3 separate regions of the Mus musculus genome follow, and regions 2 and 3 are each linked to region 1. The links are chromatin loops, found by intact Hi-C in ENCODE. Cell type or tissue: left cerebral cortex. All regions are shown on one strand. Each heading gives the region's core, and the rest is flanking DNA. Links, peaks and the distances in the headings are about the cores only.

The links. A loop is a pair of places that touch in the nucleus more often than their neighbours do. Peaks named below come from ENCODE experiments on the same cell type or tissue, not always from the same donor. Only the 100,000 strongest peaks of a DNase experiment are listed, where the experiment ranks them.
Region 2: it touches region 1 in a loop (5-fold over the local background); 2 of 42 quality-filtered maps call a loop at or near these places.
Region 3: a loop joins it to region 1, with 2.5 times the contacts of the local background. A loop is called at or near these places in 5 of 42 quality-filtered maps.

What each region holds. Positions count from the first base shown.
Region 1 is chr5:103,090,657-103,097,501 of GRCm38, reverse strand. The region is part of intron 2 of Mapk10 (mitogen-activated protein kinase 10); the gene reads left to right. Among named protein-coding and RNA genes, the nearest start is that of Mapk10, 120 kb to the left of the region's middle. In left cerebral cortex, for the core only: no CTCF peak of the experiment used is centred there; DNase peaks (open chromatin) are centred at 1,753 and 3,125; H3K27ac peaks cover 3,401 bases.
Region 2 is chr5:103,018,525-103,025,369 of GRCm38, reverse strand. All of the region lies in intron 4 of Mapk10 (mitogen-activated protein kinase 10), which reads left to right. Among named protein-coding and RNA genes, the nearest start is that of Mapk10, 190 kb to the left of the region's middle. In left cerebral cortex, for the core only: no CTCF peak of the experiment used is centred there; DNase peaks (open chromatin) are centred at 2,423, 3,643, 4,239 and 5,050; H3K4me3 peaks cover 434 bases; H3K27ac peaks cover 2,514 bases.
Region 3 is chr5:103,203,406-103,210,250 of GRCm38, reverse strand. Mapk10 (mitogen-activated protein kinase 10) reads left to right here. Exons shown (of 14, transcript NM_001081567.2): 2 at 4,311-4,425. Among named protein-coding and RNA genes, the nearest start is that of Mapk10, 4.5 kb to the left of the region's middle. In left cerebral cortex, for the core only: a CTCF peak has its summit at 3,328; DNase peaks (open chromatin) are centred at 1,167, 1,923 and 2,146; H3K4me3 peaks cover 2,212 bases; H3K27ac peaks cover 2,000 bases.

The DNA of each region.
Region 1 (6,845 bases), core at 1,073-6,072:
GTGTGGGGAAGAAGTCTTGATTTCAGAGTGTCTTCTAAACATCAGGTTTCTAAATACATAGATCTGGTCTTGTGTCTCTAAGTGTTTTACTCAGTAAGAGTGCAATGTAATACCTGCACCAGTCCCTTCCCATTTCCTGTATTTCTTTGTCTTTAATGTTGCCTCCTAAGAAACAAACTGTGATGTTTATTCTGCAACAATGATATTAGAAGTTTAACAGTGAGCAAAGTAAGCTAAGATTGTTACAAGTAAGGTTAAATGAATCATAGCTTTGAAACTTCGGAGACTTCCTAGGATTACTGAGTTACTCTCTCTGGTTCTCCGGGAGCAACTGCCAAACATTTGAAAACACCCAGAAACTAGATCCTCGACCCCAGTGATGCTCCCTCTCTTGGCATGACCACGAGTGCAATTGCTTGCCACTGTTCATAAACAAGGAATTACACTTTCCAGTAGTAAAGAACCATTTTCCACTGGGGAGAGAATTGAGAGAGACATAGGAGACTATGCAAATAGAATATATAGATCTCAAGGCAGTGATGGATTACATAGGGAGTGGTTTATGTGTATGCAATGGCCATGCAGGCCAGAAAAGGGATGTCGATCCTCTGGGACTAGAGTTCTAGATGAGTATAAGCTACCATGTGGGCTGGTGATTGAGTCTGGGTTGTCTGGAAGAGCAGCCAGTGTTCTGAGTCATCTCCCTAGTCCCAAGTCTTGAGTTTTAAATATTAGTAAGTAGAGATATAAAGTTTGACATTCAGCGTAAGATGTCAGTTTAACTTAGAGACTCAGGGAGTTTTGCAGCATCCGTGGTGATGCATGAGGGCAGATGGAATGAGAACTGCATTGTCAGAATGGCATGGAGAGCCAGAGAAAGAGATGGGTGATAGCATGGAGACCCGGTCAGGATGGCATGGAGACACAGAGAAAGAAATAGGGCTCCTCACAAGGCCATCTCTTTTCCTGACTAATCAATCTATCCCCCAAGACCATGGTGCATTGAGGCAGAAGCCAGAAGACAAGAGCTGTCATAGACAGAGACTTCTGCCAGATTTCTCTCATAATCTTCATTCATTGTGTCAGAAACTAAATGTCTAAAAAGTCTTGGCTTACGAAAAGCAATCCAGTTTATCTTGGAATCCACAGCAAACCCCACGCTGAAACTGAAGGGGAGCCAATAACTGGTGGCAAGGGAGCCTGAAGGGTCCAATTCATTCCCTTGCTCTCTGTTCTCTCCCAGTGCTGGTCTCTCCATCCTTTCTCCCCATGTCAGTGAGTCCTTCACTTCCCCTCTTTTAAGTGAAAATGTGACTTTCCTCACTAGAAAGCACAATGATGCTGCTCTGCTAAAGGAGACAGTTACTCTGATGGCATTGTTCTTATGTCTCATCTTCACAAATGAAGATAGGATAGTTGTTTATTTTCTGTGGACAATATTTGCGGCCACAAGCATCTCGGTTCTTTCATATGATGTCTAAGAAGAGGCAGTGCTTATTTAGGCGTCTTAGAATATATTCTATTTGACTTTGAGAATATATACTTCAATTTTTTTCTGGGGTTTTGCACATTGGCACCTTTTCTTGGACTCCTAACATGCAAAGAGCTATCTTTCATAGTGGGCAATTGCTTCACTTCTGTGGGTTGCTCCCTCAAGTTTTACTTCAGTGAGAAAATTATTGGCCAGTTGGCGCGAAAGAACACAGGAAGTACATGATTGAGCTTGCTTCTTCCCAGCTATGATTTCAACAGTTATAGCATTGGCCACTGAGGAAAAATAATAGTTTGCTCCTCCCGTCAATCTGTCATGTCTTCTGGCGGTGTTGCGGCTCAGGAACGGCGTTGAGATTAATCAGTGTGGCTCTCGGTAACATGCTTCCTTGACACAAATACACTGTTAAGGCCCCGGGAAGTGTTGTCCGTGGCTTGTTTACAGCCATGGCTAGGTTTTCAGAAATGCTGACATTTGCTATTTGGCATCTTTCTTTGTTATTTTCTCAATTCTATGGAATATTTAAAGCCAGAGATTTCATGGGATTTAGACATGATTAAAAATTCAAAGACACATTGGTAGCTCTCTTCAAAGTTGAATAAGGGCTGCCTCTAAGTTATGTCTTCACACCAGAACTCCCTAGATGTCTGTTCAGAAGTACATATCAGTGGAAATAAGAGCTACTTTTATGATATACTTAACCTGTGATGTAGAGCAGCCTTCTACGAGTGTTATTTAAAACACAACAGAGCTTCTCTGTCTGGGATGTTTTAAGCCCTCCTAATGAGTACTTCAGATGCCCATAAATACGCCACTGTAAGATCCACAGTGAACTAAGCCACTCGCCTCTCGATGATGGCAGTGAAGTGTCCACTCAAGGCTTCATGCTCCGAGACAGATTTCTCTAATCAGGGCTCTCAGCTCCTTGGATGTGTTCAATTCCCTGCACACATTTACAGAACTCAGCTGACTCTTCTAGGATGAAGGATCTTAAAGCAGAAGGAACTACATCTTCTGCAGTTGGACAAAGGTCAAGGGCAGGGCGGGCCTGAGGCGCTCTTTCTAGATGCCCCGTTTCGCTGCACTTGGGCCTGGTTCTTGCTTCATATAATTTTCCCGCGTCCAGATGCAGGGCTTTCCTTAGTGCTCTTGCTGTTTTCTCTTTGCATTCTTTCAGGGACATTTGCATTACCAGGAACATGGCATGATGGCTCCCTTATTCCGATTCTGACTGCAGATGCCATTAGAGTTCCCAAATTGCGTGAAAAAACAACAACTTTGCTAGAGGATTTAGTACAGTAATTTTCCACCGTTTGTAAAAACCATAAGCAATGCACTTCTTCCAAGTTACTTCCAAACCTCGTTCTTTCCTGGCTTGTTCTCCTCCAGGGACAAAACAGACAGGCAGGCAGGCAGACAGACAGACAGACAGACAGACGAATTTTCAGAAGTTCTACTTTCATTCTTTAATCGAAGGCTGACAAGGAAGTATGGGGAAACTTTCATATCTTATATTTCATATTTTCATATTTTAGCAGGCCATGTTGCCTACAGTTATGGTGACCATCTTATGCTGCATGAGAAAAATCATAAGACTGTCCTTACATAACTGAATTACTAAATCAATGCCAGCAGCCACCCACCTCCAGATGTCTTTGAAATGATAAAATGAAATCCTATTTATGGGTTTCTCTCTCTCTCTATCTCTGTCTGTCTGTCTCTTGTTCTCTCTGTCACACACACACACACACACACACACACACACCACACACACATACACACACACACACACACACACTTTGGTTTTCACCATCAGACTCTCCTCACCAGGGAGGTGGCCGAGTTCAGAGTTTGAACTGGCCATGGAACTTCTTTTGGGTCTGTTGACCTTATTATCTCCTTCCTTCCTTTGGTTAGTTCTCTGTTAGCTCCTGCTCCATTCTGATTCCACTTTTGAAATGATTGCAGAGTCGTCTAGGCTGCTTTGAGTTTGTTAAAAATTTAGACCTCCATGATATCTTGATTAATGAGACCTCCATGTTCCTAACAATACAAAACTGAAGTCTATGGTCAGTTGCCTTGGAAATGTTTTGAGAGACTGCAACTTAACTGTTCTTTATTGGAGTACACTGGTATCACTACTCTTCAGATCTCCGATGGTTTTCTTCTGTGCATCTTTCTGCGGTGCCTCCTCTGTCTGCGCCCATGTTAAGTGTGAGATCTCAGGGTCTAGTGTGCAGTTTCCACTATGGTAGCATAACATTTCTGGCTGTACTTTGAGATTTCCTGGGGCCTTCCATGCCCATTTACCTCAGACTGGAGTTCTATTAGGCTGTGCACGCAGTAGGTTCTCTATGTATAATAGCATACTGTTTAGATGGTGACTGGTATGTTGAGATGATATAAAAACCTGTTTTCTGTTCTTTTCTGGAGTATCTGGGTTGTAAAAAGGTTCGAACCTGACACAGATTTAGAGACGCTCTAGAGTGGTGGTTCTCAACCCTCCTAACTCTGCGACCTCTTAATACATCCCATGGTGTGATGACCCCCAGCCATGAAATAGTTTTTGCTGCTGCTGTAAAACTGTAATTTTGCGACTGTTATGAATCATAATACAAATAATCTGACATAGAGTTATCTGATCTGCGGTCTCCAAAGGGGTTGCGACTCACAGGATGAGAACTGCTGCTCTTAAGAAAGATATTAAATTAACACTATAAGTAACATGATTTTTCAAATACTAACTCAAAACTGAAAGTGAAAGATACGCTTGGAAATATTAATGAAAAGACAGTAAAACACAGGCCGATTATAAGATGGCCAGGAAAATAACCACACGGCTTCACCAGGCATCAAAATAATCTCTAGGCACCACAAGGTGAAGTGCAGCTCTTGAGCCTTTATCTCTTTCGCTTTTTGCCTTTGGTCTTAGATAAAGACATAGATGCACTAAAAGAGCAAGCAAGAAAACAGAAACAAAATAAACAAAACCACACTGTGACTTTGTACTTAGCTCTGGCAGTTCAGCAGTGTCTGATATATAAGGAAGAGTCACAACAGCAACAAAGACAAACTTTGCTGAGCTTAGTCACATGTGGAGTTCTGGTTATTTTTATTCAGTCCTTAGAGCATGTCATCTCTTGCAACCTTTGCCATTCTGGAACATTCCCCGTGTGTTCAACAGGTCTTTGCTATGATGCTAGAGACCAGATTACCTCTGCCGTCTAGAATGCCCTTATTTCACAGCAAGACTCTTAGTTAGCCTTTAAATAAAATGTGTAGAGTTCATCAAGTCCCCCACAAAGCCTTGGGGAAGCCATTCTCGGGATGCTCATGTCACCAGAGACCACACATATGTTGTTGATACAGTATAGTGCATTCCTGCATTATGGCAGAGGTGACTAGTATGACCCCCTCCCTCAAGACTTTAATTTTATAAGTGTAAGAGATATGATCCACTTATCTCAGTAGATCAGTCCTAATGATGCTTGGGACAGAATAAGTACTCAATGAATCCATAGCAAATAAATGAGTGCCCAGAAGGGAAGCGACTCAGCATTACAATCCAATGGCTGTAACGTTGGTGTGGCTACCACAGCTTTTTGTATCAGGGCAGAGAAAAAGCATGGGGTTGACTGTACAATGATGGCTAACGATCAAGGATTTGCAAACAAGATACTTGGGTATATTACTGTATTAAGATTTGGGGGGTGGGGATCTAAGAAAGATACCTTGACGACAGTTGCCAACTTAATGAAGTAATTAAGAAACCTTAACTGAAGAAGGCACAGAGAAAGAACTGCCTGAAAACAGGAGCTCTAGTTTTTCATCTCAGTGATACCCTTTCTTCTTTGGTGTGAGCTGCAACGTCAGCCTGGCTTCTGCAGTGATCAGTAGATGTCTGCTAGTGGAACTGACATCAGTGCCCGTCCCTGTCCTCTAGGAGAAGCTTGACTGAAGCCTCCCTTACCGGAGTCAGCCTTCTTACCTCGGACGTGTCTGGTTATTCTAGACTCTTGTGGCTGTCAAGCTCGGGATGTGGTTGATCATAATGGTGTGATCAGGAGACTCAAGAGAAGACTATAGAGAAGTAACATCTCCCCTTTGCTTAGACTGGGAGGGATGACATGGTTAAGAGCCCAGACTCTACTGCTTTTAGGTCTCACTTGCTCTGTGAAGTGAGGTGAGCTCAGTTTTCATCTCATCAACGTAGTGGGGACAACAATAATGCTAACTTTACAAGGTTACAATGAAGTTTCCATGAGTCACCTCCCGGAAACTATGTGCACGGGTGTTGGTCAGCTATCCAGTGCTGTAACTCAAAATCTGAGATAATCCACTTTCAATGATTAAAAGGTTTCTGTTGGTTTATGCCTTTGTGGGCTTCCATTTCTGAATAGTTGGCCTTGTGGGCCTGTGACAAGGCAAGTGCACATTGATGGGAAATGTAGGGTAGACCGTTGCTTACCTCATGGTGCTCAGAAGAAAGGAAGGAGGGAGAAGGAAATAGGAGAAACATATATTATTCCCCAAATGACATAAACTCTCCTCTCTAGGCCTTGCCTCATGCACTCTCCACTCTCCCAATTGCACCGCTCTAGGCCTCAAGCCTTGACATTCCGTGTCCAAACCATAGCAGCTACTCAGTATGCATTGCAAGTACTAGTAAAGTGTCTGTTCCCATTCTTTGATGGTTTCATCAAAATCAGTGTGGTGTGTATAGGGTCAAGCAGGGAAGAGATATGTAAGCAAAACTGTTCACTATGTAAGTATTGGTTTTCTTGACTTGTAGAAATATCCAGATTGGTTTTGAACATTTGTCACTATGTGATTACTAGATTCTAGTTCTAAATGGAAAGATGAGGCAGTGGAAAGCATGGGATTAACTACCTATTAATTGTGTCTGGGGAGTGGGAGAGAATATCTCTGCTGATTGTAAGATGGAATATATTCTCAACCTTAGAGCGTATAAACCAATCACAGGAAGCATTCCCACGAAGTAACTCAGATGGACAGAACTTTAGCACCTGGATCCCCTAACAACCATCAATTCACCTTTTCAGTTTGCAAACAAGGTTGAGACCGCAGGTAATTGAGTGAATTTTCCAGAGGTGGAACTGGTTCAAAACTTGGCTCATAGGTTGTTTAATGATCTGTATAACTTCACTTGCAAGTACTCGACTCACACCCTTAAGTAATTAAACAGAGAAAAATAAATGACCCCTGTTAAGGATAAGGACTTCGGGTAGTCTGTGCTGTAATCTGTAGCACATGAAACAATATGTCCAGATGGACCTAGCTAATCAGCATCTTCATTGCCCAAGACCATAAACTGCAAGACATCCTCCCAACT
Region 2 (6,845 bases), core at 1,175-6,174, 72 kb after region 1:
ATTCCCCAGGTTTGTTTGGAGTGTGTGTATGTGCATTCTTGTGTACTAATGCAAGCATGAGTGTGCCACGGCAGCCCTGTGGAGGTCAGAGGACAACCTTGGGCATCAGTTTTCACTTTGCATCTTGGTTGAGGCAGTCTCTGTTGGTTTTACACCATGTACACTAGGCTATGTGTCCAAGTAATCTACAGCATCCATAAATTTTGACTTTACTTGCACTCCCTAAGAGCTAATATTAAGTCTTCTCATTTGTTTATTGTCTATCTGCATGTATTCATTTCAGATGCACCCAGTTGGATCTTCTTCATTTTGAAAGTGGGTTGTTTTAAAGTTTCTTTTTGATTCTTTGTGTGTTCTGGACGCTAACCCTTTGCCCCTTCCTGTGAGTGGTGTTAAATGGACTTCCCAGTCTGTAGGCTTTCCTTTGCTGTGTGGATCTTGGTGCTTTGATGTGATTCCCTTTGTCATGTGTTGTCTTTTCTTTGCTTTGGAGTTCTGATTCGGAAAACTGTTGCTGTTGTCGGTATATTGACAATTTCTCCCAGTAATCACAGTTTTTGGTTTTATATTTAGGCTTTTGATGTCCTTGAGTTTACCATTGCCAAAGATGAAGGCTAAGGACTGAGTGTGAACCCCCTATTCCATCTGGTTGATGTATTTGAGTTTGTTTTCCATTGCACAAGAGGAGAGCTGAGGATCGATCGAGCTTGAATCCTCTATTCCATCTGCTGTGAAGGCTGTCCCTTCTCCACTCTGTGCTTTTGATGTCCTTGTCAAGAGCGAGTTGTGGTGTGTGTCATCCTTCTTTCCCACTGGTCTATGAGTCTGTTTTCATGCTGATATTGGACTGTTTCCTTCCTGGGCTAGTTTGACTCTGTTACTGTGGTAAGTCACTGATCAAAAAGAACTTGGGGAGGGAAGGCTTTATTTGGCTTAGAGTTTGTAGTCCAGCATCATGGCCAGTCTAGGCAGGGACTCAAGACAGGAACTTAGAGGCAGGAACCAAAGCAGAGACCATGAAGGGATGCTGCTTACTAGTTTGCTTCCCCCACCCCCCAGCCCCCGGCTTGATAAACTATTTTTCTTAGACCACCTAACCAGGGATGGCACAGCCAACAGTGGGCTGGGCTCCTATACACCAGTTACAATCAAGAAAATGCCCTGCTGACATGCTTCCAGTCCAATCTGTCAGAGGCAGCTCCTCAGCTGAGAGTTTTTCTTCCCTGTCTCAGGGGACAGGCATCCCAATCTGCTTCTTGAGAGTGGTGGCCTCCATTCCTTCCCACTTGACAACACCTGGGTGCAAGAATGCAGAACATTCATATTTGACACTCAGAACCCTACTTGGGTCTCTGAGGAAGATGTGTGCTGGGGTGGAGCAGTGGCTCCCAGGTGGTACAATGCAGGGGTTTCTGACCCATGCAGAAGGCACTCTAATTTAGACAGCAGTTCACTTTTCAAGTTTACTATCCATGCATGCCCTGGGTGTCTTCTGGGATGATGACATGAACTCCAGACTACTGTGAGATTTTAGGTTACTTATATGTAATGGAATATAAGCCAGGGTGGTGTGTGAAACTTCCCAATAGCTAGGCTTTGCAGCATTATTTGCTCTGACAGGATGTGGGGGCTGATTTTCACTCTTATACACTGCAGGGGTGACAGTCACGGCAGGGGGTGACTATTGAATACATCCTTGTTGCTCTGAATATTTATCATCTATCTATCTATCTATCTATCTATCTATCTATCTATCTATCTATCTATCTCTATCTCTCTATCTATCTATCTATCTATCTATCTATTCATTGTCTACTATCTGTCATCTATCTACCATCTACTATCTATCTATAATTATTATCTATCATCTATCAATCTATGTATTATGTATGTATGTATGTATGTATGTATCTGTTATCTATCATCTGTCATATATCAGTCTATCTATCATCCGTCTACCTATCTTATTATCAGATGATAGATATGATCTATCTGTCTGTCTATCATCTATCAATCTATCATCTGTGTATTATTATTATCTATCATCTATCTATCAATCTAGGGTCCACCATCCAGAAGGAGAGGGACACAGACAGCCTTGCACCTCTTGGGCAGTTTCCTCACATCCTTCAATCCTTATTCTTAAGTCAGGATCATTCTGGCTGAATGATCTGAAACAAATTAAAAAGACTGATAGGAGCTTAAAGGGAAAAGATAAGGAGGGTGGGAGCCAGCATTCTGTTTAGCCCTCTCAGAGACAACACGACAGAAAAGCACTAGAGCCTCCAAATGGCCAGAAGGGAGTAAATCCACAGTGGAAGTTTAATGGACAAGGCCCAAAAGTGATGCTTTTCTTCTGCTCCCTCCTACAGGCTGGGACTCCGTCACACAGCTACAATCTAACTGTGTGGGAGGCCAGAGTACCCAGCAAAGGGAGAAACGCTAGGGCTCTGCACCCTATGAGCTTTCTAAAGCAGTTAAGTTCTGGCTAAATAGAGCTAAATGCAGCATTTTTTCCTGCAGCTTCCAGTTGAGCCTGCATTTTCTCCATTGTGGCAGCTTTACATCATCTTTACACTGCCTTCTCCCTCCGTGCTCTGCCTCCTTTCCCTCCAGACTAGAGCCTCTTTAAGGCACAGGAGTCAAGCTTGCTTCCAGCTCTAGTTCCGCAATCTAGCACACTGTGTGGTGTAGAGCAGTCACCAGCAGATACTGCTGGTGAGCTCCTGGTTTTCTCTGCTATCTCTTTTGTCCACACCCAGCTTTCTGGGATCCATTTTTTTTTTCTCTGTACCAAAATATGCTGAACTATTCTTGTCGAGTTAGAGTCATGTCAGATGTCCGGTCTGCACATTATTTGATTTGACACTTTTGGACCTAATCACCTGGTTTGGATACCTTTATCTGAGCATGTCATCTTACCTTTCTTATTCTTGGGTGGAATTCTTTGCTGCCAATTTAGCAGTGCAGATTGAGTCCTCACAGATAAAGGAAGCCTACAATGTTTAGTGGCAGGAAAAGCGTATCCATTATGAGAGAAGGAATCCTGGGTGTTAAAAGGCACACGTATGAAGGACAGCAGGCGTCAGGGACAGAATGACACAGAAATAAAGGGAGAGACAGGTGCCACATTCATAAAGGAGAAGAATGAAAGCCAAGACAAACGAGCGCAGAAAGCAAGCAGAAGACTCCCAGAGAGAAGCAAAGAGAAAGGGGACTGGGAAGAGAAATGAGGATTGTGACAGAATAGTTTTCCAGGATGGAGGAAGGTACTGATGGGATTAATTTTGAAAGGAAGCAATAACTCCTTTTGAAGAAGTGAGTTTGAGTATCGCTCTTACCTTGGCTATCTTTGGATCATATTTGATAAGCTGTTCAAAATGTCTTCAATATTGTCACTGTGCTGTGAAATAGAGATAGAACTTTGATTGGACTGTGAAGTCTTCACCACAAAGACAAAAAGGGTTTGTTTGGCTAGCGGTTCAGTTACTCCAAGCCTCTGGCTGTGGATCACTGCAGCGGCTGATGGGAGCAAGCTTTTCACCCCAGGGCCAGCTAAGAAAGGGAAGTGGGAAGGGAAAGGGAAATTAGAGAAAATGTCAAAGACCATTGATCACAGAGTGGTTCCTGTGCCAGTGACACCCCCACATCTTTGAGCTTGGAGCGAGATGGATCTCTTTGGCAGAAAAGCTAGCGCTGGCTCAGCGGTGTCTACACTGTGCCAGCATAACCCGGAAGTGTACGTGAATCAGCTCTGGTTTTTACACCACAGTGTATGTTTTCAATGCTGTATTACTTTACTTTCATTCTGACGTGTCTGCCTTAGAGGTGATCGATTAATAAAAGCCACACTTGGATCATTTGTCCCTGATCCCTTCTCCATTTTTAGGGAAATACTATAACCATGTTTTCTTGCACATGGAAAGGATTGTTTTTTGAACTACCAAAAATAAATTATGAACCTCAGTGTTTATATAGGAATTTCTAGATAGTTGTCAGCTTTGGAAACGTGTGTGTGTGTGTGTGTGTGTGTGTGTGTGTATGTGTGTGTGTGTGTGTGTGTGTGTATGTATGTGTGTGTATGTGTGATGATTTATATGCACATACCCTTACACAACGAGGAAAGCTTATCTTTGATCTTGATGCTGTATGCAGATAAAGATCTAAGCAGCACTCTTTTCTCCCAGGGCTGAGCAGGGACCCTGAGCCACAGCTGCTTCACTGCTCTGTGCTGCTAAGCAACAATGCGTGGTTGATTAGATGCAGTAAATGCATCTTTGGCTTAGGATATTTTCAACTTGTGATAGGTTTATTGAAATCCAACCGCACTCTAAGTTGGTAAGCATCTGTTTCCTAAGAGGACAAAGGGAACATTTCTGTATTACAGTCCATGAGGATGGAAAGGGATTGGCTTTGGGCGTCATTGACTTTGAAATGTAAATTTTTTCTTGTTAGAAGTATTTCTATTCATTTCTTAATTTCTAAGACTTGTTCTCCAACTACTGTGCTGGTTTCCAGCAAAGCAATAATTGAGATAATATACTGGTTTATTTTGGTTCATAGTATTTTTAAAAATACTTGTGCATATATGCATGTGTGTGTGTGTGCATGCATATATGCCTGTGTATTTGTGTCTGGGTGGTATATGTGTTTATGTGTATGCAAGTATATGTATGTGTATGTGTGTGTGTGTGTATGTGTGTATGTGTATGTGTGTGTGTGTGTGTGTGTGTGTGTGTGTGTGTGTATGTGTATATGTATTTGTATGTCTGGGGTGGATGTTAAATGTATACTCAATTGCTCTTCATCTTATTTTTTGAGACACCGTCTCCCACTGAAAAGATAATTCACCAATTTGGTTGGCCAGCGACTAATCTCCAGGGACTGCCAGTGTCTCGGTGCACACCCATTCCAGTGCCCGTGTTATAGGAGCAGTTCCACAGCTGCTCTTCTGCCTGGATGCTGGGGATCTGAATTCACCTCTCTGCTGACTGAGCCTCCCTGTCAGTCTCCTGCTCCAGTTTGAGGTGTTGCTGCCCACGATGAGTTGGCTGTGTTGCTTTGTAGCTTCGGTGGCTTACCATGATAGGGAGATACAGGAGCATGTGAGCATGTTTTCCCATCTTCACTGAAGATGCACATGCAGTTATCTAAAGCTTCCTGCTAGGCCAACAGTACCACAGGCTCATACTGTGCCTTTACTGCATAAGCAGTAGAGAGATGCTACCCATATTTTAACTACTAGGATCCGGCTCCCTTTACTCAGAGAGCACTTAACATAACAGAGACATTATAATGCCCATCTTTTTATATATCATAATAGTATGTATTTACATTAGCATTGTAACATCCCAGCCTTATTGAATAATAATAACCTCTCTATATTTCAACAATCTCATGAAATTGCTATTCAGAAACATTTTAAAATAACCATTGTGATATAAGACATTCTTGGTTTTAAGAGTCCTTTAACTGGAACTGAGATCTTTTAACATTTAGTGAAATCTACACAAATGTTCAACATGCTGCAGCTCTCTATATGATGTGTGCTCTGTGAACGTAAACTAAAACTATCACTTTAATCACACCAGAAAAGAAGTAGGTAATTTGATGTCTCTTGGACGAAATATTGATACCCCCTATTGTATTTACTCACAATATCTATTAATAATGTCGTTTGGCATGATAATGCAATATAGTTAAAGTTTCCTCATAGTTTCACTAACCGTCTTAGCGTTTCCTATCTCCTCTTGCCTATTTTACCTGGTTAACCAAAAGGCACACTAGGGAGAAGAACTCTTAGGTTTGTAAACATTTTTGTTTGTTTGTTTGTTGTTTGCACTTGTGACGTAATCCACTGCTGAAGAGCTAGAAGAATGTGCATGAATTAGACACAGATAGGAAGCCATTCTTTACTTTTTGTCTTGTGTGTATTTCCTTTTCTGTCTTGAGTTCTTCCTTGAAGTCAGTCAGGCTCCTCTTCACTGCCATTCTATACAATTTAGCAAGCATTTATTTCACATTTCACACCTACTGTGTTCCAGGTGCCAGGCTGAGTGCTGGAGCTATAGTGATAAGCCAGAATTCTCACTTCAAGCATAGCTTTCTCCTAGAGATAGGGTCTGCTTCTGGATACCTAGGAGATAGGACCCAGCTTGCGATGTTGGATGCAAAGAGCTGTGTCTGAACTCTACCTTCCCTTTGAGTCAGAGCTGCTGTGTTGTTCCGGGAAATAGGCAACCATTTCACAGAGATCTGGGGATCTTTATAGCGATATCGTTCCTTATTTGCCCAAAGCCGTGGCTTTTCCATCTCCTTTCATAACAAGAAGAAACATTGTAGAGAGCAATGGGCAAGCTCTCCTACACACTCCTATTTCATTTTGCTTTCGTTCATTGTCCTGACTCAGGTCTGGCTCCAGGGAGACCTGGGAAAGTTCGGTCTACTGAATCTTAAGAGCCTTCTAAAGCTCATTTTCCAGGAACTGCCAGCAGGGAGGAGATGGATCTTGGTTCATCAGCCCCCGAAATAGTCTTGAGTTTTTTAATCTGATGTCCGATCTTTGTTCTCAATAATCTGACATTGACTTTGGGGCCTTTTTTTCCATCAATGGGGATTTCATTTCTTGATACTGGTACACCAAGCTCCTGGCAGCTGCACTATGTGGATTATGGACAATGAATTCTCAAAATTGGCACAACGAAACAGCAGGCCTGTGACGAATGAATGGGCTAACTTTCTATACTAAAGCTGTCACCTCATATGGCTCTTCCCTCTGCTTCCTCAAGACGGATGGCAGTGAATGGGACCCTGACAAAGCCTTCATCAGATGAATGAATGGCAAA
Region 3 (6,845 bases), core at 732-5,731, 110 kb before region 1:
GTGAAGGTCCCTTTAAGAAAGTGATCTCTCAGTCACAGCAGGCAGCATTTTTCTATGGCAAGGTTCCCAGGTATTCAGTGCTGAGATACTGTGTCCCCTAGAAATGTCAGAGCATTTTCAGAAAGAAAAAAAAAAGCTGTCATTGGAAAGGAGCTTGATGATACAGTTATCAGAATTTATGTGTTTGTGCTTCAGAGAATAAGAGTGCTTTATTTGAAAAACCTCCAAGTAAATCAGGTTATGGATATTTCAAGGAAAAAAATACATATCCTTTTCCTTCCGACATTTAAATAGAAGGACCTAGGTGCTGCTTTGACTCTCTTCTGCAGATAACTTTCAAGGGCATTGCAATTTGGCCACAGAAAGGAATGGCTTACCCCAGGGCACTAGGTTTTGAAGCAGCCACAAGGTTGTTTACATGCTCTGCGTTTGCTGCAGAGCGATGTGTCTGTGTGACGGAGATAACTTTCATGAACACAGGCTAAGTCATATGGGACAGGCCACAGCCGGGAGTGAAGGAAGGCTGCCGTTACCAGGCACCACTTTCTTTTGCCCAATTTCTGCCTCTTTCTAATGCTGCTTTTGCCAATCCTGGATGGGTTTGCAGGATGCTGGTCAATGCATTTAAAATGGTTGCGGTAATAGCCACTTCTCTCAGAGAGGCTTCAGTAGATGGCTGTCCTCAGTGAGCATGTCAGCACAGGAGCCATGCTCATGAATGGATTCAGGAGCCTCCAACTCCACTTTGGAATCATGGGGATATAGGGCTAGACAGTTTGATGTAGCAGTCCTGCTGCTTCTGCTGTGTGTTTCCTCTCTTTCGTTGGGGGGGGGGGTGTCTAGGTCTTACCCTTCAAATTGACACAAAGTACTAGAAAAGCAGATGAGAAAGGCGGTTGACCTTAAGCATGAGTTTCCAGCTTCCTTGTTGGCTTCTTCTTCCCTCCGGTCCTTCATAGCTTTCATTTTGGTCCTTCATAGCTTTCATTTTTCAGGGCAAGATTTTTGCAGTAGTAATGAAAAGAGGTTCCCAGTGACAGGGGAGCTGAGACACTACCTGGGGAGTGGCAGATTCAGCTGCCTCCAGCTTCCTGCTTGCTTTCCCCCAAAACAGCATCGGCTGGGGGAGGGGGATATGTTTGCATGCTGAAGGGGTGATTACAAACGGATCCCCCAGGGACCGAGTGTGCTCTCTCTGTCATTGTCTGGCGCATCTGCAGCTAGTACTACGGTTTCATAGTATGTGGTCAAGATGCTTCAAGGTTAAGAGGAACTGAGAGGTGACACGGATGCCATAGAAGTGTTATTTGAAATCTACAGCGAAACTCACTCGCTGCCAGTGTTGTGCTATAGGAATATCAGGAGCAAAGGAGATTTGCCTAAATGTAAGTGTTCAAAGGAATATACATATACTCAAAGTTATATTCTAGGCTCATGTAAACGAACCTGTCTCTTGGAATATAAGCTTAGCCACAAAGCCTTTCCATCCTGATGACAAGATAAAGACCCAGTGAGGTTTCCTTGTTTATTAAGCACGGGGTCAGGTGTGTTTTCTTCTTGCACCAGAGCTGACCTCAGGTGTTATTTGTAGCTAGAGGCTAGCTCTGGAGTGGTATGGCTGTGACTAAGCCAAGCAAGTCTTTGGTTGCTTGTCAGAAAAATGGGCTGCTGGCGAAGGCTGCCTTCAGTCTGTATGAGAAGCAAACGGATCCACACTGTAGAGGACTTCATCCCTGTACCCCTGCCCTGCTTCCTGTAAGGTTCCTTCCCAAGCTCTTGTTTGGCATGGTGGCAGTCTTTTATAGAGGGGTGCAGAAGTGTCCAGTAGCAACTAGAAAGGAGTGCAGTGCTCTCCTGGCTGCGGGCACGCAAAGGAGCTCCCTCCATACAGGCATCTGTGACTGCACCTTCTCCCCCGAGCTAGAGCTAGTGAGGAGGGGAGGGCTCCTGGGGAAAGCGGCCTACAGACTCCCGGGAGGGCAGCTGTATCATCAGTCAAGGCGAACAAAATCCATTTGTGTCTTCAGCATATTGAGATTATTTATTGCATTGCATAATCTTGTGTTGAGACCCGGTGCTGCCGGCTCGGGTAAGAGGGCTTGCTGCATATTGTTTGAGGAGAAGCTGTCATTTAGAAGGGAGCTTGTGTGTTAGTTACTCCTTACTGGCTTTCACACTGAAGTTCAAGTGTTTTGAGCAGACTGATCCTCCCAACCCCCGCAACACCCACAGTTTGAGTACATTTCAATCTCTCCAGCTAATTAGAGAAAGGAAAGTTAAAAATCTGTGTATTTTGAGGACCATTGTTTCCCTCATCTTTAACATAGAAAAACCTTTTTTTTTTCTTTTTCTTTTTTAATAGTGAATCTTGGTAAAATGAGTGGAAACAACATTGGGTAACAGTGAAAGATCTCTAAATCAAACTTATATGTATGCAAGCAGTTTCCAAACACACCTATTTTCAGCAATGAATTTTGTAGTCTAATTGACATTTTGGACCCACAACAAGCTACTTTGGCCTTTTTCACCATTGTCATCCCTGGTGCCTCCAAGATACAAAACCCATAGACTTCATAGAAGAGCGCTGGTGGGAATGGAAAGCCAAGCTTTGTACAGAAAGATAAATGATAGCGAGCTCTGGTGGAATTATTCCACTCACAACTGCTCACACACTCTGAGTGGTGTGCAGACTGAAGGTGCAGCCATGGCACAGGGCATCAGGCATGGTACAGGGCACCAGGCAAAGCACAGGGCACCAGGCATGGCATAGAGTAACAGGCATGGCACAGGGTACCAGGGATGGCACAGGGCACCAGCTATGGTACAGGGCACCAGCCATGGCACAGGGTACCAGGCATGGTACAGGGTACCAGGCAGAGCACAGGGCACCAGGCATGGTACAAGGTATCAGGCAGAGCACAGGGCACCAGCCATGGCACAGGGCACCAGGCATGGCACAGGGCACCAGGCATTGCTAAGCAGCCTGCACAGTAAGGGACAGGTTTCTACAAATTCCTCCCCTTACTCCTCCTCCCTCTTCCTCCCTAATTTCAGGATCAAGACAAAACATAAGCAACAGAGACTTAAAAGCTCTAAAAATTCATGTCAGTGGGTTTTCCTCATAGAAATAAAACCAAGTCCTGGTGTGTGGCTAGTGGCTGGCCTGGATGTACTAGATGCTTCCTAAGTGTGGGATCCTGGAGTCATTGTTCTCTTTCCATGTGGAAATGGGTCCTGAAACCACAGAGTATGAAGGCAGGCTCCTAGGACTACTTACTTGGCTGTGTTTATTTTGTGTCTCTAGGGGGAGCTTTTCTCTTCACACCAACCACCTCACCAAACAGTAATTTCCTGTCCCTTCAGATACTGTGTCATATCAGCCTAGCACACAGTGGGCACACTAGGCACACAATAGTTGTCTGTTAATTGAAAAATGCAATGCATGAAAGACGGTGAGATGGGTTTCAGGTGTTGGAGTCAATGCTCGTGTGGGGAGTTGACTTAAACAGTGAAGACAGGACAGTTTGATGGTCAGTACAATAGGAATGAAGAAGAGGAAGATACACTCTGCTTTAAAATGGCTATGTATGATGAAGCAGACCATGCCTGGATGTTAGAAGTAGATGAGAGGATGGTGGGGAAAGTATTCCTAGAAATTAACACCAGGGACGGTGATGAGACCCTTATTTGACCAGAAAGGGAGATAATTTCAAGATGGCGGCCATATTTGTTAAGCTGGATATCAAGCCTGAGGTTTGACAGTAGGAAGAACATTAAAAACTTGGCATGGGCCTTGAGACTCTGCTCTAAAATAAGGAAGGCAGCAAGGATAAGGAGTGGGTCTGTAATAAGATCAGATTACTATAGTGGCCTCTTTTGCCTCCAGAACAGCATCTGCTTAGTTTTTATGTTGTGGATACCAGGGGATTCTTTTTGTTAGTAGCTGTGTAGCCATTCTTCCAGTGAACTGTGCTGTAAAAAGAAGACTGTGTTCCAGTGGAAGCTGAACTGATTGAAAGTCCACAGTTAGAGAAGTAAATATCCTATCCATTCAGATACTTAGTAACTGAGTTCCATGGTCAGAGTTTACAAACTTCTAGCTGTTCTGCTACAGAGGCCACCAAAAGTTTCTTCATTTGCAACAGATTCTAACAGAAACTCTTACCTCAAATGTCCTATGTTGTTTCCTTGCCACCCCGGGGAAACTGTTCTATTGTATTTGATGTTAGTATTTTGGTTTTAGTCATGAAGATGAAGTTGAGTGTGGAATCTTAAAATGCAACTGAAGCATCGTTCTGCTCTGGTTTTAGGCTATTGTGAGAACAGCACCAGCAGGATCATCGCAGATCTTGGTTATGGCCACTCAGGCAAGACGCTGTTGAGTTAAGACCCCTTTCCCATAGATGAGAAGCCACAGAAGCAGTGGTAAGTGAAGCATCTTCAAGTATTCCTTAGTAGGATGCTGAGAGTCAACAAGACCCGTTTACCATATTGCCACATATCGCCTCATAGATGGATTTGAAGAAGCACTGCTCAAAATGGAGTCGATCTAGGCAAAAATCATTGGAAAAGAACATGTATATTAATTGATGGTGTGGTGCTTCTAATACTGTTCTGCATTATTCTGTGGTTTTGAGATACACCACAGCAATCTCCTCTATGAGCCATCCCAGTCTACATAGGATAGCTTCGGTTAATAACTCCATGTTATAGAGTAAAGGTTGGGTAGCATTCTTTTAAGTGGCCTTGTTTGTAGGCAGCATGTCACTCTAGTGGTTAAACTCTCTCAGTAGATAAATTGGTTCTGAGCTAAATTGTGAGTGGTTGATTCCAGAACCAAACCTCCATGCACCACCCCACCCCCACACCCCCTCACACACGTCATTTAGCTCTTCAGACACACAGGGAAGAGAACTCCATCACATTTGTGGATATTTTCAGCTACAAATTCATCTGCTCAGGAAACAACATTAAAGGTATAGTTAGTTGCTCTGCCTACTTAGAATAATCTGAAAAAAATGTATTATTTTATAAAAGATTAGCGCACCCAAATTCAATATCTAAAGTCAAATCTACACTTGCTTCATAGTCAGTCACCAAAGTCAGCAGTTAGTAAGCTAAAGTCGAGATAAGGAAGCTGTGGTCTGCCAAATAACATCTTTGAGGAACAGAATGCAGGATCAGTGCCTGGAAGACTCTGTGAAAGGAAGCTGTTGGTGTTGGCGATCAGTGTCTCATGTCCATTTGCCTGGTGGCTCCTTCAGAGCAAGGCTGTCCTGTGCCTTAATGTGGCTCTTATAGCTGCAGAAATCTGAGGAAATTAATTCTATAGTGATTTACATTATGGTTTTTACAATCTACCAACCATTCCACTGAAGATGCAAATCTAATATCCAAGGTCCACTATAGGGTGCTTTACAAAAATGTGTTGTGTGTTCATTATGAAGGAAGAATCATAGATAATTGCCAATAACCAACCACTTATGATTTATAACAATGACAGTTTTATATGGTTGACTATAATATGTTGCTATATGTTATGTAGTTAGAAGGTGTGCTCTATCCCCAGGTTAAACATTTATTTATTAAGCTAATACTTAATGAGAATCTATTGTGTAGATATGCTATTGATTTGTTGGCTAGATGGAATTCTCTGTCTTACAGGACTTCTCAGTTTAAGGAATGTGTCACTTACATGATGTGCTATTATCAGGACAAGATTGTATACTTGTGAAGTGTGGTTCCATAGACAGACATAGGGTTCAAAGGGATTTCAGAGAGAATCTCACAAATACAGAGAAAATTAGTCAAGAAGATTTCATGCAAGGGATATTTTGGTGGATGTTTATGTGTAGTAAGAGGTTAGCCAGAGGAAAACCCACAATCAATACATGGCGGGGACACTGATCACCATGGATAGAGAGGGTTACAGCAGACATGATCTCTTGGACAAAGCTAAGGTGTTTGGGTTTTATCCTAAAATGAATAGTTTTGGAGATCTTAAGTCAGAGAGGGATGCAACTGGCTTATTCTAAAATTGTAGATATTTCATCCACTAGAAGAATATATTATATCTTCTATTATATATAATGTAACATATATTATAATCAGAAATGGAAGGCAAAGATAATCATGCGTCATACTTCACAGGCTCCCAGCAAGCCCTGCGCACTCCAGATCATGTGCCTGTCCCTCCACAGCACAGTAGTCCTACCTGTCATTCACCTGCTGCTGTTCTTTGTAGAATGTATAACCACGTGGCTTTTCAATACGTATCTCAGTTTGTCTACACTTCAGTTCCACATTATTGTCATTAGAGCTTCTGCGGTCTTAATCCTCTAGTGATAACGTTCACACATAGAGCATATTTATGTGAGTTGGTGCACAGCATTTTATTGTAGGAATATACTAAAAATTTGCTTGTCCCTTTGCCGTTGACATTCAGACTGTATCACGTATATCTAGAATAATAAATATCAAGAGAAGGAATTGCTAAGTTTTGATGCATATGTGCCTTTAATTTTAATAAATAATTCAGAAAATATTTTTAAGTTGGACACAGCAATTTGTACTCACGGCGATCGTGAAGGAGAAGCTCAGAGCTTTCCCCTGTTCTTCATTTGCAAGTTCTTATATTCTCCTAATCAGGTGGATGTGTAATTATACTCATATAAGTATCAATTTGCATTTTGCTGATTACTAACGATGAATATCATTCCATTTTTCTTGATGCGGCCAATTGATGTTCTTCTTTTGTGAAGTGCCTGCTCCAGCCTTTTTAAGATTTATCTCTCAAAATTGGATCATTTTTGAATTCTTACTGTGTAATAAGCACTATACCGAAC